6 separate regions of the Homo sapiens genome follow, and all the other regions are linked to region 2. Evidence: chromatin loops called from intact Hi-C (ENCODE). Cell type or tissue: PC-3. All regions are shown on one strand. Region 1 overlaps MIR3681HG (MIR3681 host gene). Region 2 overlaps MIR3681HG (MIR3681 host gene). Region 3 overlaps MIR3681HG (MIR3681 host gene). Region 4 overlaps MIR3681HG (MIR3681 host gene). Region 5 overlaps MIR3681HG (MIR3681 host gene). Region 6 overlaps MIR3681HG (MIR3681 host gene).

What was found. Hi-C counts contacts between places; a loop is a spot of excess contacts. Peaks named below come from ENCODE experiments on the same cell type or tissue, not always from the same donor. Only the 100,000 strongest peaks of a DNase experiment are listed, where the experiment ranks them.
Region 1: a loop joins it to region 2, with 6 times the contacts of the local background. A loop is called at or near these places in 6 of 110 quality-filtered maps.
Region 3: a loop joins it to region 2, with 7 times the contacts of the local background. A loop is called at or near these places in 2 of 110 quality-filtered maps.
Region 4: a loop joins it to region 2, with 6 times the contacts of the local background. A loop is called at or near these places in 3 of 110 quality-filtered maps.
Region 5: a loop joins it to region 2, with 9 times the contacts of the local background. A loop is called at or near these places in 4 of 110 quality-filtered maps.
Region 6: a loop joins it to region 2, with 12 times the contacts of the local background. A loop is called at or near these places in 3 of 110 quality-filtered maps.

Annotation. Positions count from the first base shown.
Region 1 is chr2:12,171,628-12,175,627 of GRCh38, reverse strand. The region is part of intron 3 of MIR3681HG (MIR3681 host gene); the gene reads right to left. Among named protein-coding and RNA genes, the nearest start is that of MIR3681, 26 kb to the left of the region's middle. In PC-3, a CTCF peak has its summit at 1,885; no DNase peak of the experiment used is centred here.
Region 2 is chr2:12,048,568-12,052,567 of GRCh38, reverse strand. All of the region lies in intron 2 of MIR3681HG (MIR3681 host gene), which reads right to left. Among named protein-coding and RNA genes, the nearest start is that of MIR3681HG, 43 kb to the right of the region's middle. In PC-3, CTCF peaks have their summits at 2,053 and 3,820 (motif pointing right); DNase peaks (open chromatin) are centred at 557 and 1,987; H3K27ac peaks cover 2,430 bases.
Region 3 is chr2:12,154,269-12,158,268 of GRCh38, reverse strand. All of the region lies in intron 2 of MIR3681HG (MIR3681 host gene), which reads right to left. Among named protein-coding and RNA genes, the nearest start is that of MIR3681, 43 kb to the left of the region's middle. In PC-3, no CTCF peak of the experiment used is centred here; a DNase peak (open chromatin) is centred at 2,458; H3K27ac peaks cover 1,406 bases.
Region 4 is chr2:12,301,754-12,305,753 of GRCh38, reverse strand. The region is part of intron 3 of MIR3681HG (MIR3681 host gene); the gene reads right to left. Among named protein-coding and RNA genes, the nearest start is that of MIR3681, 100 kb to the right of the region's middle. In PC-3, no CTCF peak of the experiment used is centred here; a DNase peak (open chromatin) is centred at 2,313; H3K27ac peaks cover 2,204 bases.
Region 5 is chr2:12,285,074-12,289,073 of GRCh38, reverse strand. The region is part of intron 3 of MIR3681HG (MIR3681 host gene); the gene reads right to left. Among named protein-coding and RNA genes, the nearest start is that of MIR3681, 88 kb to the right of the region's middle. In PC-3, no CTCF peak of the experiment used is centred here; a DNase peak (open chromatin) is centred at 1,653; H3K4me3 peaks cover 1,015 bases; H3K27ac peaks cover 2,777 bases.
Region 6 is chr2:12,315,702-12,319,701 of GRCh38, reverse strand. All of the region lies in intron 4 of MIR3681HG (MIR3681 host gene), which reads right to left. Among named protein-coding and RNA genes, the nearest start is that of MIR3681, 120 kb to the right of the region's middle. In PC-3, a CTCF peak has its summit at 1,629; DNase peaks (open chromatin) are centred at 891, 1,091 and 1,481; H3K4me3 peaks cover 2,017 bases; H3K27ac peaks cover 2,931 bases.

The DNA of each region.
Region 1 (4,000 bases), 120 kb before region 2:
CCCACAACTCACTCTGTCAGGCCACACTGCCCACGTTTACATGTCTGTGACTCTACCACCTGCTGGTGTGTCAGTTTGACTAATTCTCTCAGTTTGTCTTGCCTTGCTTTCTTCATCTATAAAATGGGTATAGCAATACCTACCTCAGAGGTCTGTGCTCAGGATTAATTGAGTTAATATATTTAAAGTCCTTAGTGCAACATCTCCCAGAGTAACAGGCACATATTAGGTTCTCAGTAAATGTATAATTGAACACATAGAATAAGCAAATAGACACCAGCTACTTTTGTCAGCCCATGTATTAGTTTTCTGGAGTTGCTATAATAAAGTACCACAGACTGGGTGGCTTAAACAACACAAATGTATTTTTCTTACAGTTCTAGAGGCTGGAAGTTTGAAATCAAAGTGTTGGCAGGGCTGGCTTCCTCTAAGGCCTCTCTTCTTAGCTTGTAGATGGCGTCTTCCTGCTGTGTCTTCACATGGTCTTCCTTCTATTCATGTCTGCATTCCAAACTCCTCTTCTTGTAACGACATGGGTTCTATTGAATGAGCACAACCCCATGACCTTATTTTCCCTTAATTACCTCTTTAAAGGCCCCATCTCCAAAAACAGTCACATTCTGAGGTACTCAGAATTAGGACTTCAATGTATCAACTTTAGGGGAGAACAATTCAGCCCATAACAGTCCAAGTCTCTCAATTTTTACTGATGTTTTATTTTAATCCTTTGATAAGTAAACAGAAGAGACAGCCATGTCCTACTGTTGAAGGATGGACAGTGTAATGTCACAGTGCTGATATTAACATGTTCTGAGGCCTGTGTGAATGTCGTAGCTCCACTGGGCCTTGGTTTCCCGCTCTATAAAGAAAGGAGATGAACCTAGGTGCTGACTTCAGTCTCTCCCATCTCTGATGTTTGGGGATTATATGAATAACAAGTGCACACCCAAAAGGTAATTTAGAAAATGTCTTCCTTCCGTGTACCTTTGGACCAAGGGTCTCCTATCTGTACATCTAGGTCATTGTTGCCTCATGGGTTCCTAGTGGGTGCGGCTCATCTATTTGCAAATTTTTTTTTACTTCATCAAATACTAAATCTAACATTTTTATATTTCTCTAAAATGTTTCCTCTTTTTATGTGTTGCTGCACATGCATTCTGCTATAAATTGTTAACCATAGTTTAAACCTAAATTTATAAAACTCAGCCAGAATACAGAAATCAGAGCAGTACTAACCTTGAGGGGGTGAATACAGAGTAGGAAGGGGCCCGAGGGACCATCCAGGATGATGACAATGTTCTATATCATGACTGAACAGTTGTTACAAACGTACACACTGATGTAAGAAATCCATCTAGCTTTGGACCTGAGAGATTTGTGTATTTTACTAGATGCAATAATACCTCAACGAAAATATATAAATACCATAAGGATAGATTGCACTTGGTGACAGCTACCATGCAGAAATGCTGACCTATCACTTTTCTCTGAGCAGTTGGTCCTGTGATCATTTTGGAATGTGACTTTTGTACTGCCTGCAATTCAGGAAGGGAGGATGTAAGGAGACCAGAAGGTTAAGTCTTTTTCAGTACTCTTTCTATCCACATATTATCTCTAAAAAAGTGGAAGGAAAGAGGAAATTCTAAAGGAGCTGAGAAAGGGCTAGATGTGTTGGGTCTGAAATATCTCAGTATCCAGAAATGCTTGAGGGATTAGGACTCCAAGAAAGGAAGAAAGACACAAGCCAGTCACTATCTCCTGAGATGAGGCTGTTAGAGACCCAGAGAGAGACCCACTTCCCCTCTGGAAGGAGTTTCCACAGGGATGAAATCCTATTCACATTTATGCCTGTGTTCTTGCCCAGCGTAGTCCTTATCCCAGCCATTAGTGGGCACTGGGTGACTGGAGCATTCTCCCTCTGCTCCTTCAGTCCTTCAAACTTGCAAAAAAAAAGATAGATTACATAGATGATAGATAGATAAATAGTGATAGATAGATAGATAGATAGATGATAGATGTAGTAGGAGTGATTGATAGATTAGATAGAGGGACAGATATAGATAGATAGATATAGATAGATAGATAGATAGATAGATAGATAGATAATAGATAGTGGTAGATTATATAGATGATACATAAATAGATGATAGATAGAATGATAGAGTGACAGAGACAGATGATAGACAGATAGATATATTAACAGATAGTGATAGATAAATAGGTAGATGGACAGATAGAGATGGACAGAGATGATAGACAACAGAGTTATAGAGAAAGAGAGAGAAGGAAGGAAGGAAGGAGAGAGAAAGAGAGAAAGGAAGAGAGAGAGCAAGAGAGAAGGAAGGAAGGGAGGGAGGGATTCACTAGTGATTAGAGTTCTGAAAGGAAAACATCTCCTTTGGCGTCACTCTCTGACACTTAGTGTGATGGTACCAGCCCAGGCACAGCAGTGAGGACTTCCCCTCAACATGTGAAAAATAAATCTTTCTTACTTACCAGCTTCACTCTCTCCAGGGATTTTGGATCTATTCCTGCCTATGTGTGCTTGGAAAGTAGTACTAAATGGCAAATGATTTTTTCTATAATTATGTTTACATAGTATTTTTATTATATGCAATCTGAAAAATATCTTCATCATATTTTCTAACATGGGCAAATACATGTCTTAATAATCGTCTGAGAGGGCAATATCTAAATTTTTAATGTATTACCTGTTGTTTTCCTAAGTACTTAACCTTGGCCATGGTTCTACAAAGTGTCCATCCTCCAGAGGGGATGTTAGAACATCTTACGGAATGGATTCCTCTATTTATCCCACAGTAATAAAGACTTAAGTTCACACAAAAACCTGTGCACCTATGTTTACAGTGGATCTCTTCATAGAAATGGCAGACTAATTAATGGTTACTGGGGTTAAGAAGGGGATAGGAATGGAAGAGAAATGAGTGTGGCTACAAAAGGGCAACAGAAGGGCTCTTTGTGATGATGGAAATGTTCTATGCTTTGCCTGTATTAATCTCGATGCCTTAGTTGTGATATTCTCCTATAGTTGTCCAAGATGTTACTACTAGGGAAAACTGAGTTAAGGGTACACCACAGGGTCTCTGTAATAGTTCTTACAATTGCATGTGAATCAAAATTATCTCTAAATTAAAACATTAATTTTAAAAACTAAAAACAGATGCCTCAGGCATGGAAGATAGGATCACAGGCATGGGAACGGGGTGCTGGGTAAGGAGGTTCACCTATTAAAGCCACCTCTTCAATTCTTCCTCTGACAGCAAAGGTGTGGGCTTGCTGCTGCTTGAGGGGAAGAGTATATGGCAACTGGGGACCAAAAGCTCACTCTTTTCCAATGCCAGTGGATGGTGGGAAGGAGACAGGGAGAGAGAGTATGAGCACACGTCAAGCTGAAACTACCTAGACATTCCCCTCTCAGTACTAGAAAGGGACAAGGAAAGTGACAGCACAAAAGGTCTCTTGCCCTCACCAACCCCAGCAGAGCCATATCAGCTTTGAGGCTCAGTGTGGCCAGAGAGAGGGGAATCCTGAGGTTTTTCTTTCCAAGCCACCTATTTTCTTGAGTTTAATCAACTCCAAGATGTGAGCAGGGCATCCAGCAGGACTGGTAGCTACTAGGAGCTTAGGGGATGTCACCCAGGGGCCAGAGCTCCAGCTCAAGAACCCCAGATCTTTGCTCTGCCAAACACACACAGCTTGATGAGGAGGACCGGGAAGGGCAGGGGGGTTTCTGCCGGGGAACACATGGATGTGCTGCAGAGGTCGATGCACCCCCATTCCACAGGAGGTCAATGTATCCCCATTCCACAGGAGGTCAATGCACCCCCATTCCACAGGAGGTTGATGCACCCCCATTCCACAGGAGGCCGATACACCCCCATTCCACAGGAGGTCGATGCACCGCCATTCCACAGGAGGTCAATGCACCCCCATTCCACAGGAGGGGGCACAGGAGCTCTGCACTTAAGTTCACACACTG
Region 2 (4,000 bases):
GCCACCGCACCCAGCAGGTAAAAGAAATCTTATTTCCATTACACATTGATTCAGGAAATATTTAATGAGTTCCTAATAACCCTAAATAGCATGTGTACTGCATTTCTTATCAAATATATTTCCACAACCATAATCTCCTATAGTGTCCAATAGTGTCATAATGAAGATACAGTAGGAACCATTTCATTCATTTTATTTCTATTGTACCTCCTTTGGAATAGGATTTGAGGAAGTTTACAAAAAATTATAACCAGTAGGATTATTATAACCATTTTATAGATGAAGAAACATAGTTTGAGAAAGTGTATAGGACTTGCCTGACATCACACAGCAACCAATAAAACTGGAATCACAACTCAAGTCTTCTAACTCCAAACCCACACTTCCCTCTGCCCCACACAATTGCCATGTTTGGTCCCTCGTCAGGTCCTCTGGGTGCAATGATGAAGCAGAAGTAGCTCTGTTCTCATGAAGCATAATTTCAGTAAAGACCATAAGCCAAGACTGAAAACAGCTGTAATAGGAGATGGTGATGTTTGGAGAGTGATGCATGGAAGTTTGGAGGGGCATGAGTTTTATGCAATGTTGGCTGTCTGAGTCATAAAAGAAAAGCTTGGTGGAGGAGGTGGTAGGACATGGACTATTTAAAGGCAAGAAAAAGTATGTCAGGTTGAAGGAGTATTAATTGGCCAACATGTTAGAAATCACCGGCCAAAAATATCACAGTATCCCCTCCTCTCTCTCTTATTCACATAAAGTTTGGCTTTCCCAAACTACTATAAACCAGAAGTTTCTCAGGGAATGTTATGGTTCTCTTTCACATCTGGATTACAAAAGCTTCCAGGTACACTAAAGGAAACGGGAAGAAACAACCACTTATTGAGAACTTACTATATACCGGAAATTGCTGCATCATTTAATCCTCACAGCAGCTCTGCTAGGTGACTATAACCCCCATATTATAAGTGAAGAAAGTGAAGCACAAAGACTTAGTTGATGTGTCCAAAGTCAAACAACTAACAAGCAGAGAAATTGATTTGAACTCAGGACTGTTGGAAGTCAAAGCCAGGTCTCTCTGTGACTCTAAACTTTGAACCATATTACACAGCCAAGGATCAAGAAGTGCCTGTTCTATGAGTGTGAAGTTGTGAGCAAATAAATTCAGCACCTGGTGAAGAATCAGCAAGTCAAGTTGATCTAACTTAGATTTATGAAACTAAATCACAAAGAAAATGTTACAAATAAAGATAAATATATAATTTAATGTATCCAAATATAAATTCTTTTTTGAGACAGAGTCTCACTCTGTTGCCCAGGCTGGAGGGCAGTGGTGCAGTCTCAGCTCACTGCAACCTCCACCTTCCCAGTTCAAGTGATTCTCCTGCCTCAGCCTCCTTAGTGCTAGTGTTACAGGTGTACACCACCATGCCCTGCTAATTTTGATATTTTTAGTAGAGATGCGGTTTTGCCATGTTGGCCAGGCTGGTCTTGAACTCCTGACCTCAAGTGATCCGCCCACCTTGGCCTCCCAAAGTGCTGGGATTACAGGCATGAGCCACCAAGCCCAGCGAAGTATAAATTATTTATGCAAGATTTTTTCACATGGTAGAAATGTTTCTCTAATCACCATATTTTTTTCTACATTCCATAAGAAAGCTTGCTAAGATATGGTGGGTTCTTGTTTAAGTTTGTGTCTATCACATCCCACAAAAGCAATTATGATCGCCCATTGATTCATGAATGTGAATGTGGACATCATTAAATATTTACACAAACACGTTGATTACTTACTTTTATAAGCCTATGGGAAGTACCAGTCTGTTCTTTAGCACGATGTTGGAAAAAATAAGTTTCTTTGCAAATACAGTAATCAGCCCACATTCACTACTCATTAGACTAACTCTTGAAATAATCTTCAGTTTGTTTGCAAAGATGATTCACATCTGCACCAGCACAGCTGTGGTGGAACCAGAGTGAGTGTGTGTAGAAGGAAGTTCGCTTTGGGCTACGAATCCAGAGTAGCTTTCAGCATTTACAGGAACAGGAGCGACCCCACGGTAACAATAGTAATAGCAGCAACTGCAGCAAAATTCATTTCCAGGAGACCAACTCTGCCTCTGTCAATGCTGAGGTAAAGAGTAAATGGTGCTGTCACTGGAGGTGTTTGGTAGCAAAAGATACTAAGCAAGTTGCCTTCTCTCCTTTTATCCCCACCTTTATCTCTGGATTCTGACGGTAAAAGGGTTTTAAAACTATCGAATTCCCAGAGGATAATTAGTATGACTGGATTCAATGCTGACAGATAAACAGAGCATTTAATTTGTATTTCGAAATATCAAAGTAGCATAAACTGTTGTTGTTTGTTTACTGATGTCAATCTGAAGGTTCTACAATTTGCAAAACATCCCTTTGAGTAAGCAGACAGAAAAAAAAAAAGGAGAGATGAAATTTAGAATCAAGAGTGAATTAAAATCAGTTGCAAGATTTTTTTTTTTTTTTTTGAGAGGCAGAGTCTTGCTCTGTCACCCAGGCTGCAGTGCAGTGGTGCAATCTCGGGTCACTGCAACTTCCACCTCCTGGGTTCAAGCAATTCTCCTGCCTCAGCCTCCCTAGTAGCTGAGACTACAGGCATGTGTCACCACGCCCAGCTAATTTTTGTATTTTTTTAATAGAGACAGGGTTTCACTATATGTTGGCCAGGCTGATCTCGAACTCCTGACTCCACATGATCGCCCACCTCAGCCTCCCAAAGTACTAGGATTATAGGTGTGAGCCTCCATGCCCTGCCAAGATGTTTTATTAACCCATGAACTTCATGGATTTATTTTTGTCCCAGCACTACAGAAAAGGTATTTGCAACTTAAGTGTAACTCTCATCCCATCTCTTTCCACTCCTCTAAATTAGTTTGAGAGAAAAAAATTCTAAGGACAATCTTATGTCAAATGCAAACTTTATCTAGAAACCACTTTATTCAGAAACACAAATTGAAACAATTATACTCTTCTTCTACAGTTGATGTTTGTTGGTTGATTGCTGTAGTCGATGTAAGAGGTGTGTGTGTGTGTGTGCATGGGTGTAAAAAAGGAGAGTGCAGGATGGGAGAAATAAGGGTTCACTTCAAGCAGGAAAAGATGAATTTAAGTTAGGAAGTCAACTCCCTTTGAAACTGAATGACAGGGACCATTGCTACCAAATAGACACTACAAATAAAAGGTGAAAGCTGGCCGGGCACGGTTTCTCAGGCCTGTAATCCCAGCATTTTGGGAGGCTGAGGCAGGTGGATCACAAGGTCAGGAGATCGAGACCATCCTGGTCAACATGGTGAAACCCCATCTCTACTAAAAATACAAAAATTAGCCAGGTGTGGTGGCGTGTGCCTGTAGTCCCAGCTACTCGGGAGTCTGAGGCAGAAGAATCACTTGAGCCTGAGAGGCGGAGGTTGCAGTGAGCCGAGATCACACCACTGCACTCAGCCTGGCCACAGAGCGAGACTCTGTCTCAAAAAAAAAAAAAAAAAAAAGGTGAAAGCCATTAGAAATTCTTTCCTGATACAGTCTCTAAGAGTAGGTTAAGGCCATAACAGAAGAAAACTAACATTCCTTGAGTACCTGCTGGTGCCAAGTAACATGCTAACAACCATCTGTCCCAGATCAAGATCCCTGGAATCAGACTTTGAGGCAGAGAGTCACACTACAGAGCAATGCTTCTTGAAGGTACACCTCAAAGGAAATGAAGAAGCAGGTCTGGGAAGAGGGGGAAACCAAGCAACAATGCAGCTGCCACTGAGTCCTCGCTGAGCCCTCACTGGCCCTCTAGGGGGCTCTGGAGCCACGACTGCCCTTCTCCAGATCCCAGCTTGAGGCACAGAGCCTACAGCTTTGTATCTCTGCATCAGTTGGCCATGACAGGAGCTACCCTCTAAAGGGGATGAAACCTTGATTAAGGCCATTCCCTCCCTACAGCCAAGGGCAACTCCTAGTGAGGCGGGCTGTGAACCAG
Region 3 (4,000 bases), 110 kb before region 2:
CCGCCGCCATGCCCTCGTAGCTGGTGGGAACACAAAATGATACAGTTACTTTAGAAAAACAGTTTGAAAGTTTCTCAAAATGTTAAACACAAACTTACCATGAAACCCAACAGCTCTACTTTTAGGAATATACCCAAGAGAAATAAAAATATATATCCACACAAAGATTTGCACATGAACATATAGCATCATTATTCTTCATAGCCAAAACTGGAAACAATGTAATTGTCCATCACACAATGGATTGATAAGCAAAATGTATTTCAGCTGTATACTTAAATACCACCCAGCATTGTAAAAGGACAAAATAGGGATAACCTGCTTCAACACAAATGAACCTTAAAAAATTATGCCAAGAGTAAAGAAGCCAGAAAAAACTATATAGCATATTATTCCATTTTTATGACACATCCAGAAAAGGCTAATTGATAGAGACCAAAAGCAGATCGGTTCTTGGCTGAAGCTAGGAGTGAGAATGGAGGTTGACTGCAAAGTCAAGGGGATTACTGGGGGGTAATGGAAATGTTCTAAAACTAGATTTGGTTTGATGGTTGCACTACTCTGTAAATTTTCTAAAACTCCTTGAATTGTACACTTACAATAGGTGAGTCTCATGGAATGTAAATTATAAATGAGCTATGTTTAAAAACAGATTAGAAACTCTGAATAAACCCCAGGCGCAGTGGCTCATGCCTGTAATCCCAGCACTTTGGGAGGCTGAGGCGAGTGGATCATGAGGTCAGGAGATCGAGACCATTCTAGCCAACACGGTGAAACCTCGTCTCTACTAAAAATACAAAATTTAGCTGGGTGTGGTGCTGCGTGCCTGTAGTCCCAGCTACTCGAGAGGCTGAGGCAGGAGAATCACTTGAACCCAGGAGGCGGAGGTTGCAGTGAGCCGAGATCGCGCCACTGCACTCCAGCCTGGGCGACAGAGCGAGACTCCATCTCAAAAAAAAACAAAAACAAAAACAAAAAAACAAAGAGAAACTCTGAATAAAAGAGAACAAAACCCCCTTAAATACCTCACTGAATGTCCTTTGTGTCTCTCATGCTGCATGAGCTGAGACCTTGGATCTCAAGCTCGTTTCTGCCCACCCTTTGAGAACTGAAGCTCCCCATGTCTGAGAGAACTCCGTGTCCAGCTTCCCCTGAACTATTCAGTTCCATTCCCTAGGAAATGCTCACCTCTTTTTGCAACCCATAATTTACACATTTCAGAGACTATTCTTTCTTTCCTTCTACCAGGTATGAGCAAAGCCCATCCTCAGATGACCTGCACAATAACTAATATATAGTCTATTATAATAATGCTTTCAGCTGCATTTTTAAGCAGAAAGCCCACTTGTAGAAGAGTTCTCATTTTTTGTTATAAAATTTTCCAATTAGATTGAGTGCATTTGACCCAATTTAAGAGAGAAGAAAATACTCTCTGGTATTTTCAGATAAGACATATTTTTTCTTGTCAGTAACAGAGCTGCTTTCTCCATTTCCAGAAACCTCTGGGCAAGGAAACATGTCAGCAGTAGAGCTAACTCAGAACTGTGTTTGAATTCAGGCTGACAAGGTCTGTTTGAATGCGGGTTCTGCAAGAATCCACAGTTTTGTGGAGTAATATGACCTTCAGCTCCACTTGTTCTATCTGCTAGACAGTTCTACTTTTCAGGGTGATCTCCTCTGGGCATGGATTCTGTCCTTAAGGCATATGTAAATTTTTAACCGCAGGGCCAAACATCTACTATGTAAAACACACAGCGAAAGGCTGCAGGGAGATGTCAGGTTGAAGTGTATTTGGAGAGATCTTCATGCTAACTTGACAATCACTTAGACATCAAAAGGATATTGTCTTCTTTCCAAATGAAGTTCTCGGCCTGCATGATGCCCAAGACCAGATCCTGCACTCCAACTCAAGTCAAAGAAAATAGAGTCGAAAGATCAAAATGACTCCATTTAAATCATAATTGGCGTGTAACATCTGTTCCCATGTACATTCTCCTGTCAAGGACACAGTCTTCAGGAGAACCCACCTGTCTCACTGCACTCTCCATCTTTACTCTAAAAATTCAGAAATCCATGTCTAGTCTTGCTCATCTAGTGCATTCTCCCCATTGTTGCCCAAATAATCTTTCAAAAAATATCATCAATTTTCTGCTCATTATTCTTTGTAGGCTCTGTCTGCTTCTGGCATAAAGTTTAGACACCCAAGCCTGGCATCCACACTATCATCTATATTTGTACTGAAACCTCTCAGCTAGGTTCCGGTTTCCTTGTGCAGCCCATAGTCTGGGGTCAAATGATTTGCCTGTCTCCAAAGGAGCCACTCACACCCATGGGTCAGCCCAGCACTCAGCTGCATCCTGTGCTGGCTTCTCCTTCTGAGACTGTTTATTCTTTCTTCAAGCCTCAGCTGCAATATAATCCACTCTCGGAAAACTTTCCAAATTGCTCTCCACCCAGAGGTTAGTCACTTCCTTCTCTTTGTCCTGTGGAACCTCACAGATACATATTTCAAAGCATTTCTGTCCCGATGCCATAGAATTGTTCATAAGTCAGTGGCCTGGAAAGACCACAAACTCTTCCAGGCCTGGCACTTTTTCATATTTATTTGGTGTCATCCTTTGGACAAAATGGGAAACATAGGAAAGAATTAATAACGAATAACAAATTGTGGAGGGAGGAGAGGGAGAAGGAAGTATTTACTCAAAGTCTCGTAGCTTGGGGGAAACAGTGGGAGGTAAGACAAGACACTGAGATAAGGAATGAGATGCAAAGAAGGCGTTGGGAATGGAAAAACAGTAAGTTTATTTGTAACATGTGGTATACCAAGGGCCTGTGGGGCACTGGGTGGGGTTGTCAAGTGGACAGTAGGGTATGCTTCTGAATGTTCCTCAATGTTTGAGGCAAAGGAGAAAGGTCAGGTTTGGAAGTGAAAGTTTTTAAAAGTCAGCAGCCTTTGTAGGTAGCTACAGCCATGGATATCATGAAAGTCTGAAAAACTGCGGAGAGCTATAAAACCCTGTATAATCAAAGATTTTAAAAGTAGACATCAACAGAATGAGAAGACATGCCCCAGACTGGGAGAAAACATTTGCAAAAGACATATCCGATAAAAGACTGTTATCCAAAATATACAAAGAACTCCTAAAACTCAGCAATGAGAAAATGAACAATCTGATTTTTAAAATAGGCAAAAGGCCTCAAAAGACACTTCACAAAAGAAGGTGTACAGAAGGCAAATAAGCGTATGCAAAGTGCTTCATATCATGTGACATTAGGGAACTGCAGATTAAAGCAGCAATGAGATACCACAACACACCTATTAGGACACCAAGGGACAAAACACTGACAGCAACAAGAGGAAAGATGTGGAGCAGCAGGAGCTCACAGCTGCTGCTGGTGGGAATGCAAAACGGTGCAGCCACTTTGGAAGACAGTTCAATAGTTTCTTACAAAACTAAACATACAAATATCATACGAACCAGCAATTGTACTTCTTGGTATTTATCCAAATGAGTTGAACGCTTAGGCCCACACCAAAACCAGCACACAGATGTTTATGGCAGATTTGTTCGTAATGTCCAAAACTTGGAAACAACCAAGATTTCCTTTAGTAAGTGAATGGACAAATAAACGGTAGTACATCCAGACAATACAATGTTATTCAGCACTAGAAAGAAATGAGCTATCAACCAGCCTGGCCAACATGGGGAAACCCTGTCTCTGCTAAAATACAAAAATTACTTGGGCGTGGTGGTGTGTGCCTGTAAACCCAGCTACTCGGGAGGCTGAAACAGGAGAATTGCTTGAGCCCAGGAGGCAGAGGTTGCAGTGAGCCGAGATCATGCCACTGCACTCCAGCCTGGCCGACAGAGTGAGACTCCAGCTCCAAAAAATAAAATAAAAAAGAAATAAGCTATCAAGCCATAAAAAGACATGGAGGAAACTTAAATGCATATTATTTAGAAAAACCAATTTGAAAGGCTATGTACTGTATAATTTC
Region 4 (4,000 bases), 250 kb before region 2:
CTATTTTCAGGTTTCTCACTCCAGACATGGGGGGGACATCTTCACTACCTGATACTGGTGGGTATATCCATTTGTTCACTGTAATGCCCCTCTCCCAGCAGGAAAGCTGGGATGGGCCAGCCCACCACTGGCTGTGGTCATATTCCTTACCCCAACTGTATTATGGGTCATGGATGATGATTCCTAAATCAAATACAACATGCAAGTATAGGAGTTTAACCCCTGAACACCCGAGCAGCTTGTCTCCAACCCACATCCAATTTAAAGGGTTCCCAGGAATGCTGGGTAAAGGTGGGAAAGAAACAGCTGCTCTGAGTTGACAATCAAGTGGTCACTTTTAATTGGGGTATTTGTTTGCTCTCAGCAGAGTCTATAACTGTCATTGAGAATACTCTACATAGGACCATGTTTTCAAAGATGTAAAGATAAAGGAAAAATATCAGAAACATACTATATGAACACTGCAGAAATATTTGAAGGGGCAGGTGGGTGGTCACGTCCCCAGATCACTCACTCTAGTATTTGAAATGCCTGTGTATTCCCAGGAGGACTGAATCAGGTAGCTCAGGAGAGGACATCTAGCACATCTGGCATTCTGTGAAAATCAGTTTTAGTTCCAAGCAGCTGTTTTGATTTTGTGACGCAGCCCATGAAGGAGACGTTGCATCTGGCACTGACCACAAATTATTGCCTCAGTGTTAGAGTCAAAGCCATGCCAATACTAAAAGATAAAAAGCATCCTTAAATTGTTTTCATTTCCTTATGTAATGACATAATTACCTGAAGACAGCAGCACAGGCTCCCAGTTCTCTATACCAGCTGAATTCTTTCTATTCAACAATCTCTAGCTTCTTTGAAAGTCTAATTAGCTAAACTGGAAAGATTTCAAGAGTCCAGCTTAAAAGGACTAAGAGGTCCCTTCTTGTAGCTGAGGAAATTGGAGCCCAAAGAGGAAAGAAACTTGGCCATTGCTGTCACCTCTGTAAACAAAAAATTATCTGAGACAGATCTCAATCAATTTAGAAGTTTATTTTCCCAAGCTTATGGATCATAACCTGTGACACAGCCTTGGGAGGTCCTGGACATGTGCCCAAGGCAGTTGAATTATAGGTTGGTTTTATGTTTTAGAGAGACATAGGACATCAATCAATGCATATAAGGCATACATTTGTTTGGTTCAGAAATGCAGGACAACTTGAAGTGTGGGAAGGGGGAGGCCTACAGGTCACAGGTGGATTCAAAGCTTTTCTGATTGGCAATTGGTTGAGTTAGTTATTATCAAAAAACCTGGGATCAATAGAAAGGAGTGTTTGGGTTAAGATAAGGGGTTGTAGAGAACAAGGTTCTTATTATGTAAATGAAGCCTCATAGGTGGCCAGAGGCAAAAGATGGCAAATATTTCCTATTCAGACCTTTAAAAGGTGCTAGACTCTCAGCCCATCTCTTCAGCATCAGAAAAAGACCTGGAAAGGGAAGAGGGCTCTCTACAGAAGGTAAGTATTCCCCACAAGAGACAGTTTTATGGGACCATTTCAAAATACGTCAAACGAGTATATTTTGGGGTAAAATACTTTGGTTTCTTTCAGAGCTCTGCCATCTGGGATGTGATGCTATACTAAGGTCAGGTTGGAATTTGGTATCTTATTGCTACAAAGAGTCTGTCTGTCAGTCTTGGGATCTGTATTTTAATATTAATCCTGGCCAGTTGTGCCTGAATTCCAAAGAGAGGTGAGTATAATGAAGCAGGTCCAATCCTCCCCTTCTCATTATGGTCTGAACTAATTTTTCAGGTTTAGTTGGGTCCCATTGGCCAAGAGGAAGGTTCATTCAGTCAGTTGGAGGGCTTGGAATTTTATTTTTGGTTTACAATTCTAATCCCTGGTAGATCAGGCCTTCTGTTGGTGAGTAATTTTTTGATGTGGCAACAGTGCAATCAGTAAACTTTGTTCTCAATATTTTTAAGACAAGTAACTTCTCAAGGGCAAATGCAAGCACAGTGCCTGTTTGTATTTGTGTCCTCGGTCCCTGGTGCAGGGCTGGGCACAAAGTAGGCACTTTGCTGCACTGATGGAACTGCACATGACTGCGGGAATCCTGGCGTGACCTTGTGGGTGACCGTGGTTGTGGCTGTGGTATCCTCTCCTCTGCGGGGTGCATGCCCCTGCCCTGCATGCTTCTCTCCTCTCCCAACAAACCACAAAGCAAGAAGGCAGTAGGGGGTGACGCTGTGGCAGTACAGACACATGAAAGACCCTGGGATTGTTTGCTTTTGTCTAGTAAAACTTGACAACAGCTTCAATTTATTTATCTTGAAAACCCTCAAAGATAATACCAACAGTTCACAGGAGGGGAATTAGTCATAGGCACACATGGTTTCCCGATATTGCCCCAAGAAAAATACCCCCCTTCAAAGTTCTCTGGTTTCAGCATCACCTAATTTATGGAACATTAGTTCAAGACCTTGAAGTTCTGATTTCATCAGAGATTCTGCCACAAAAAACTGCTGGGCTGGTCATGCCTCACCAGTCCTTGGAGAACCCTTGAAAATTTCTCTGCATTTTCCTCTTATACATATGAGCGTTTCAAATATGCCTGCTGCCCTGTCCCCACTAGGATGGCATCTGCTATTATAAGGAAAGAAATGTTTGAACAAGAGAATTTATATTGGGTTGTTTTTCATAACTCTGGTCAGTATGCAGTAAATGGGAGTTCTTGAATGCATATATATTCAACTCATAATTAGAACCTAAGATACAAAACTTTTCTCTCCTTTGATAAAAGTTGACTGAGCGTCTATTAGGTGCAGTCTCTGGGAATATAAATAAATAAATAAATAAATAAATAAATACAGCCCCTGGCCTCAGGGAGCAGAAATGACAGACAGTAGGAGCTATGACAGAGGTAATCCAGCACGTCTATTAGGTGAGCATCTATTAGGTGCAGGCCTTGGGAATATAAATAAATAAGTACAGCCCCTGGCCTCAGGGAGCAGAAATGACTGAGACAGTAGGAGCTACGGCAGAGGTAACCAGCATGTCTCAGTGCTTTGAGAAGGGATATGTGTCCAAAGGCCTTTCAAAAGACATGGGGTCTTAATTGTGTCTGAATGGGTGAAAGGAGTTGGCTAAGAGGATGGAGAAGGGAGAACACCTTGGTTCTATTATCCATAGGATAATTAACAATCTTATAGTCAAAAAGTTTTAGAACCGGGGTCCCAGCATTTCATCCACTAGGATGCCATGTCTGTGACAGGGCATGAATAAAACACAGGCATGCTGTCCCAAGCCTCACACATATGGAAAAGAGGGCAGCAGCCATGCCACTTGACCTTGGCAGTCCCCCATGAAAAGCTCACAGGTCCAGACACAGCCCACACCCACCGGAACTTAGTGCACTCCTCCAACTCTCAGGCCTGTGATGTGCTGTGTGGGTTGTTTATATGCACAGCTTCCCTTGGAGTTGTGCAGAGAACTTCCTGCCAGACTATATAAGACAGCCCTGCTGTCACTGGTTAATTTAACCATTTTGTTAAACAGATCCATCGCTTTTGGCTTGGTTGTCAGAGTTTGCGTTCTGGTGGCATCATTCATCTCACAAATCTCCATCAGGTATCAATACATGATAGCTACTCATTGGGGCGGTGGTGTCTTGATGACTGTAATCACACCTGTGCCCTTGGAAGCTTACCCTCGAGTATTCAGCCTACTCTAGACCTATGCATCTCCATAGACGTGGAAGCCTGGGAAGCGTGGTCAGTGCAGGCCTTCATGCTCTGCTCACATATAACCATATCCAGTTCCTTAGGCAGAAAGTCTTACCCTCTTCGATACATGACAGGCCCAGGAAGTGTGCATGCACAGGCACATGCTATCCCTTCTTCATTTATCTATTTTGGGTGTTTTTGTTTATTTAACATCTATGTCATAGCTTGGATAAGTCAAAGGTTGGATGATCCGAGTTTTCACTCTTGTGTCCTTCATTCATACCCTGCTGTTAGAAT
Region 5 (4,000 bases), 240 kb before region 2:
CAACTCTGTGCCCAGAGACCTCATTTTAGACTGAGAGTCCCTGGTTGTGCCCAAGTTCCAGCTCTGTCCAAGGGTATGGCTAACGTTTCAGGAACAGGGACCCTGAAGCAGGGCCCTGGAAGACCCTTCAGTCAGAAGACCCCATTCTGTCTTGACTCCATCTTTTAATATGCCTGAACTTTCTGAACTGAAGATTTCTGGGGAAAGACAGGTCATCAATGACTGTTCCATCCAATCTCTTAAAAGCCCTGTGAAGTAGGATGTTTTTAAAAATCCTCTGTTTTCCAGGTTAGGAACTGAGGCTTCATTAGGGAAGCCATTTTCCTGAGCTTGCACAGAGAGGGGCTTAAACAGAGCTGACATATGAACCTGAACTTCTGAAGCCAAATTCTTGGTCCCGCTCCTGCATCAAGATGCCCTAAAACGATGTTGGGAAACAAAATGAAACGTGTTCAGAAAATGATCTGAATTTATCCAGCACTGGACAAATATCCATAACTGTTATTGTCCCCCAGTATCTTGTTTGCTACTGATATGAATTCTGCCTAGCATGGTTAATTTATAAGCAAATACACATGCTCTGATTCAAGGAGGGTATTCAAGTAAGCCCTCCTTCCCTCCAACATTAACCTTGAAAAACCAATGTAAACAGGATGACAAGTTTATTGTCCTGACACTGAGCTTCCATTCAAGGCACGGAACTGGGGAGGGGAGCCACCCTTTAAACTTTCTCAGCAGTTTAAGTTTAGGATCTTTGTCTGTTCATAGTTGATGGGGGAGAGAAAAGAGAATCTATGGTCTCAAGGCGTTTGTGGTGGGGGCTGCCACCAGAGATGAGAAAGGATAAGAATGTGTTCTTGGAAGGCTGAGATGAGGTCACCTTCATCAGATAAGCATACTCCCCCAGTCTATGGCCATGTGAGAAGAGGGTCTTTGTTAAGCTTCTTCCCCAGCAACACTTTCTGGATTTATTGATTATCTCCAGCAACCCATTGTTCAATCTATCTGATCCAGACTTGGTAAGCTTTATCCCAAGGGCTAAAAATAAAGGTATAGTCAATTGACTTGAAAGAGAATAGGAAATTGATTTCTTAGAGAAGCATTTCATAAATAGTAATGGGTAACATTTATCAAATGTGTACTTTACTTAAGCCAGGCATTATCTCATTTAATCATTTCTTCTTTTAATCTTTCCAACAGCCTTTTACTAGGTCAAGACTATTGTTATGTGCATTTTATAGCTAATAAAGCAAAAGCCCACAACTTTCTCAAGGTCAAGACTCAAACTCAGGGTTGCCTAATTCAGGGCTGTCTATGCTGTTTATGTCAAGTGTTAGTTGGTGATTACCCAAAAACAAATTCTCATTTGGGTAGGTTAGTGGCTTCCTGGGTTTCGAAAAGACTCCTCTCCCAGGGGTGTGAGGGTGTGGAGCAGCCGGTGCTTGCCTTGCCAGCCTGGAGCTGTGAGCCAGACACCTTCCCAGTCCTCTACCCCAGCTGAGTGACTCTGAAATTTATGTCCTGGGCTCAGTTTGTTTGTTTTCTATGAGGAATGACATGGAAATTGGCTGTAGAACTGAATCATGTCAAAAGTTAAAGAAAGCCGAATGGCTTCAAGCACAAACTTTTGATGGTTTACAAATGGGGAATAAATAGTGAAAGTGAAGAAAAGGGAATACAGAAAAAAAAACCCTTCTGTAATTGGCAGAGACATATAACAGATGAGTAACAGGAAACGCCGGAAGGTAAGGTTCAATGCTTAAAAAGGGAGTATCTCAGGAAAGATCTTTATCATAGAGAACTTTATCATAGTGCTTCCTTTCATTTTGGGTTATGAAAGCTAAAATAAGTAGCCTTGTTTCAAGAAAACAGTTTTCCTAAAGGGCAAAGAACAAATGTATTAATGTATACTTAGTGGCTTTGGCAAGTGATTTAAAGGGAAAGTCCTACTCCTTCCAGATTGATGGCCTGCACCTACATACCCATTGGTGGCATCAGCATAAACATTTGACTGCGTCGAGGGTCCAATTTTGATTTCTTGGAGCATCAATTTTCTAACTTAAAATTGGGGCAATAGTCTTATATGACTGTTGTGCTATAGGAAATAAAATAATGATATAGGAGTTAAAAAGAAATTATTCAGGCAGATAGTGAGAATAAGGAAGTCCTCAGTAAGGTTTTCCTTTTAATAAAAAGCAGCCCTAAAATCACTTTTTTTCTAACACAAAGCAGCCTGTAAGATCAAGCTAAAGACATAGATAAGCAAGTTGGAAGCCTGCGTGAGTGAATGCCAGCAGCCATGCCAATAGGAAAAGGCTACACAGGGGTTAGGCATGTTCAACAGGGCAGCTTCATTTTCCCTTTTCTTTGTCAACCACATATGCAGTGAGGAGCAGACAACATGGAGCAGGCCAGGTGGAAAATCCATTCGCATAATAAAAGATTAGGGTGGCATAGCCAGCTTCTTTGCAAACTATGTAAACGTCACACTTGGTCCAACCAATCTTTGGGCCCTATGTAAATCAGACATCACCTTCTCAAGCCAGCCTATAAAACCTCCTGCACTTCACCACAGACCGGAAGACCCACTTGGGCTCCCCATTTTCTCTGCAGGAGAGAGAGCTACTCTCTGTTCTCTTTCTTTTATCTATTAAACCTCCAGTCTTAAACTCACTACTTGTGTGTCCACATCCTTGATTTTCTTAGTGTGAGACAACGAACCTCTGGTACTTAACCCAGACAAAGACGGCACTTCAATAATATATGGGAAAAAACAACTGTAACAAATGCTTATAATAAGCTTTATATAATATAAAGAATTGGTTGCAACAAAATCCCTCTCTTTCTCTTTGACCCCTGAATCAGATACAGCTTCAAGTCCAGAGCACAGTTTCACAGTTAGCTATTGATGTGATTTAACTTTTTCAGAGACTATATCTTAAATATTTTAGATTGTCAACCTGCTGTACAGATAGTAGTCCAGGTAATCCTAGGTAAATAGTATTTGCTGAAAGATTTTTGACTGGTCCTATGGAGAACAAAGAGCCTGAGCCAAGGAAGGTGGGCATCCCTCTTAACATTTTTCCTTAGGAAAAAAAAAAAAAAATCTCGAAGCATGGGTCTCCTAATAAAAGCTGCAATTCATACATTATGCTTGAGGCCAAATATGTAACTTGTGATGCCCAGAGTGAAATGTTATCACAGGTTCCTCAGTTTAAAAAGCAAGATAAAAGAAGATCAGGTAAACGCAATAAAATACAAAACTTTTTTCTCTAAGAAATAGTTTGTTAATTATAAAACATGATGGGGTAAAAGAAGTACATGATTAATGCTATAAACTTAAAAATTATAAAAAATAATATTTCAGTGTCACGATTTTATTTAATACAATAAATAATACTGATTAATGTGATGTCTTCCTTGATCATAACATTTTTATGTCTTGCTTTTCTGCAAATTAGGACATCAGAATTTATACTTTTTGTAACTTCATTTTCAATCTGTATAATTAAAAGTGACATCAGTCACTCTTGAAAAATGCAAGATCACAAATAATTTTTGATAGTTTTTAATTTTCAGAATAATCTTTCTGCTGATGGAACTGTTCTTGAAACTATTAAGAGTATGCTTAGGTTATGACAATTCTGATATATTTTTTGAAAATATAAATTGTACATCTGGAGTTGATGATTCTTAGAGAACATTTTTTCTAAAAAGATTTAACTCTTTATACAATTAGTTTCAGGAAAGTCTGAAATTAACTTAAAATATAAGGTTATGCAATGGTACTTCCTACAACTTGTGGTGATCATACAAGAAACTTAAAGTGACTTTATGATTTGTAGGTGATTCAAAATATCTGTTCATCCATTTTATCATTGTAGCTACAATCACAATGAAAATTCATTTTAAAATTGTCTTCCTCATCAATTCCTGGTTCATCGGAAGCTTTATTTGAAAATAGTGTTTTTCTCAAGTAAATATAGTAATCTTTGCATTT
Region 6 (4,000 bases), 270 kb before region 2:
TTCCATGGTAACATTACCTACAAAAATTGGTTTTTACTCAGTTATCTAGAAAATAAACAACAATAAATCTCCAAGGAGCCTTGGTAGGGAAGCATCTCTGCCTTCTCTTCAGTCTGACTGTGCTTCTCACATTAGGGTGAGGTCAGTCTTGGAATCTGTGGCAGTGAACCTGGTTTTATGCAAATCCAGGCACAAATATGGTACCTCTCCTGGGAGGGTCAATTCTACTGGAAATTTGGAGGGAAACATTATTTTGTATTAGAGACACAGAGACAGCAAAATGCAACATTGCCTGAATTAAAACAAGGCATAGAGCTTACAGTTTTGTTTTAAAACAATAGCTTACATTTATGGAGCCCTTAAATAGAGGAACTTAACATATATTAAGGATTAACATCTATTAACTTAACCTTCAGAGTAACTCAATAAGGAAGATAAAATCGTTGAAGCCAACAAGAATCCAAACTGAGAGAGGCAACAGAAGTTATCCAAGACACGCAGCTCCCAAACGTATAGGGATTCAAATCCAAGACACTCTACCCCAGAACCCATAAATATAACCACTATGTTACATTGCCTCTCACTCTGGTATTTACTGGAAAGACAGTTTTAGCTATGTCACCATAAAGCAAGGGAGTATTCATTCACTCTCTCCTGTTGGCTTTGAGTACACAGTGGAAAATTTTGAGACGCCTTGGATTCTAGCTTCCCCCATGGCTGGTGGCAGTTATATAACATGCACATCAGTAAAACAGCTGAATTGCAAATAGTCTACTAACCTGGAAGGAATGTCTGAATGCCTCCCACACCACAATGGTGCTAATTCAGTTGGGAGAGTTTTGTGGGTTTGCTCTGATTTTATTGAAATAAAGGGTTTGGCTATCATAGTTGGTAACTTGAGTGTGTCTTTTGATCCATGTAGAAATAGCTCATCTAAATGACATTTACATGTTATTCTTAACTGCCTGCGGAATCAGATAATCCTTTCCCCAGAAGGATGTCGGCAGCCTCCATAATTTGTGAAGGAAAAGCATCCGGGAACGAACATGCTGTCAGGCGTGCCTTGAGGCATGATTTCTGGGTTGATGATTCACATACTTTTATAGCTTTGGTTTTTCACGGTCTTTGTTTTTAAAAAGCAATTTGAATGTACGTGAGCTTTATGACTGTGTGTATTCTTAGGGAGGCATTTGAGAGTATTTTTCCCCACATATTTAGGAACTCAGAATGTAATCTGGGAGACAGTAGAATTTGATTTGAGGTTAGAGAGTGCCCAGGTGAATGAGAAGGCTGGAACCTCCTGTTCCAATAGGCCAGCTCTGAACTGTGCCAGGGATAAATAGACCAGGAAAAAATATTGTGTCATAAACCCAGACCTTGACTTTTCACCAAAGGTCTCACCAAATGGCGTAGGGCTGTCTCAGGGCCCGAGTGTTCTGTGCAGGATGTGAAAGTTCAACATGGAAGAATTCCAAAATGTATGACTAGTCTGAAGTCAGAGGAAAAGTACCATGCAGGCTCTGATTCACTTAGAACTCAGGGATCTGTTTGCAAAGGCAGTGGAAGAGACACAGACATTAATGTAAGTAACTCTGCCTCAGGTGTACAAGGGGAGCAGTAAAGGCCACCGCCAGGAGGCCATCAATCTGGCCAGAGCCTTGGTCAGTAGCTTTAGCAACGCATGTGTGTTGATCTGAGACTTACTTGCCTGGCAGCACTCTTCCCATGCCCAGTGTCTCACGTCCAGGTGGTAACTGTCAGTCCTGCCCTCTTGACATTCCTCAAGGCCAGCCTCATTCTACTCCCACACTCTCCATAGAGCCTCCCCATTTCTCTCCTGGATACCTGGAATAGCCTCCCACCTAAGTCCGTGGCTCCCTGCTGAGCCTCACTCTGCAAACTTTCTTATCCCTAGCTTCCAGGGACATCTTTCTAATACACAGTTCTGATTGTGTCTCTGCCCTGTCAATAAAATCTTGGGAAGCATTGCATGACAATAAGGAGTTGTCCTTATTGTCATGGCATGGATCACCCTTGATCCACGATCCTGGGCTTTGCCTCCCTTTGTGCCCCTCTTTCCACACACCACACTCTGTTCCATTGGCGTGCTGGACTCTCAGATTCTGTGCCTTTGCTGATAGCATGTGTTCTCTCTGCCTGTGACATATCTGACCTCACACCCACACTGCTTCTGGCCTGCTGGGTTAACACATTTGTGTTCTCCAAGCCTCAGATATTGTGGCTGCCCCCAGGCCACCTCTGTTGGTTTCTCCAGGGTCTTTACACACCCTCCCCTGTCAACGCAGGCTATCCTGTTGAAACCACCTTTGCAAAAATTATAGTAGTAACAAAATTATGGTAGTAAAAGATCTGATCAAACCCATCCTTATCTTGCCTTTCCCTTAATTATTCCTGGGCTTTTGGGTTAAGCTAACTTTGAGAGACATTTAGTTTATAGTTTAAATGATAATAGGCCTTCCCCCAAACTCAACTACCTCTGTAAAGTGAATGAAAGGGCATCACCTGGGGGAGAAGGGGAATCTGAATTTTGGTAAGGTGTAGACATAGATGATTGCCAGCCATTCCTGCAAATAACTCCACTATTGTAGAACCTAAGATCGGCCAATTGAGCTATCTTTTCAGGTTTTTTGCGTGTCTGACACACATGGCTCTACTTGGGCCCACTGACCCTTGCTCCTATGACCCCCATCCAGAAGCAACTGAGCTCAAGTGGACACTGTTGACCCCCTGTAATTTCATCTCTGCCCCGATTCGGCAGCAAACACCCATTACCTGGCCACCCCCACCCTCTCCCACAGACTGTCTTTGAAAAACCCCTGACCTACGAGCCTTGGATGAGATTGATTTGAGTAGTAACTCTATGTCCCACGTGGTATGGCCAGACTTCCATCCATTAAACTCTTCCTTTACTGCAACGTCATGCTCTTTATTTGTGCAGTGGGCAAGAAGAACCCACTGGACAGTTATACTGTCACTGCCACAACAGAGTGACTCATCTCTGTACCATGTCATTTTTTACCTGACTGTCTCTCCCTCTGCACTATGAGCTCCTCAAGGGCCAAAACAGTGTCTTATGTGCCACTGTGTCCACAACACCTCACATTGGGCCCAACCCTGAGTACATTTTCAGTAAATCTGTGCAAATTGAATGGAATTGAATTTACTTTATGCAAAATTGAGAGGCAGGGGAGATTTAAATGAATTATTTCTCTTCCAAACCACATGTCTGGATTATGCAAAAGGTAAAAGGATCTATCTTTGTGGCTGGTGACAATTCAGCCCCCAAAGGCAATGTGGGGTCACCACTGCTCAGCATTTCCAGGGCTCCCTTCCAGAGGAAAGCTTTGCAAGCAGGCACTTGGCACAGTCAGCCACCAACTCATTGTAGGGCTAAAAAGGTGTGCACACTATTTTGGAGTAGAACACCACTTGGGACAATTTGTATGGCTACCTAAATCCAGTGCTGCTTTCTTTCAAAAAGATAGATTTTTGTTAGTCTTCCTTGACCTTCTGCTCTTCAAAATTAGTTCCTTTGTACACAAATTATAAGGTTTAGGGATTGGAAAGAGGGAGAAGCAGACTGGTCTCCTCTTATCCCTCTGCTGTGTGGATGAGCAGATATTTGGAGAAGCTAGTGCATCCAAATTCTCTGAGCAACAGACTTCAACCTCAGGGTACTGTCATTGGGCAAGGAAAAGGTCATATCTACAAATCAAATTCACCTCTGTAAATATGGCTTATCCAATATAGGTTGAAATTCTTATTTGCACAAAGACCTGCACAACATCCTTGGAGAAAGCAGGGAAAGAGATTTGAGATGGATGGTTGGGAACAAAGAAACAAAGTATTTCCAGAGTTAATGCCCTAGACAGGCAAGCAGAGAGAACCCAGAAGTCAGTGACAACCTTCAGCTTTGAATCCAACTATCACGATGGGGAACCACACAGGTGAGATACTTGGTGACCCCCAGGAACATCCT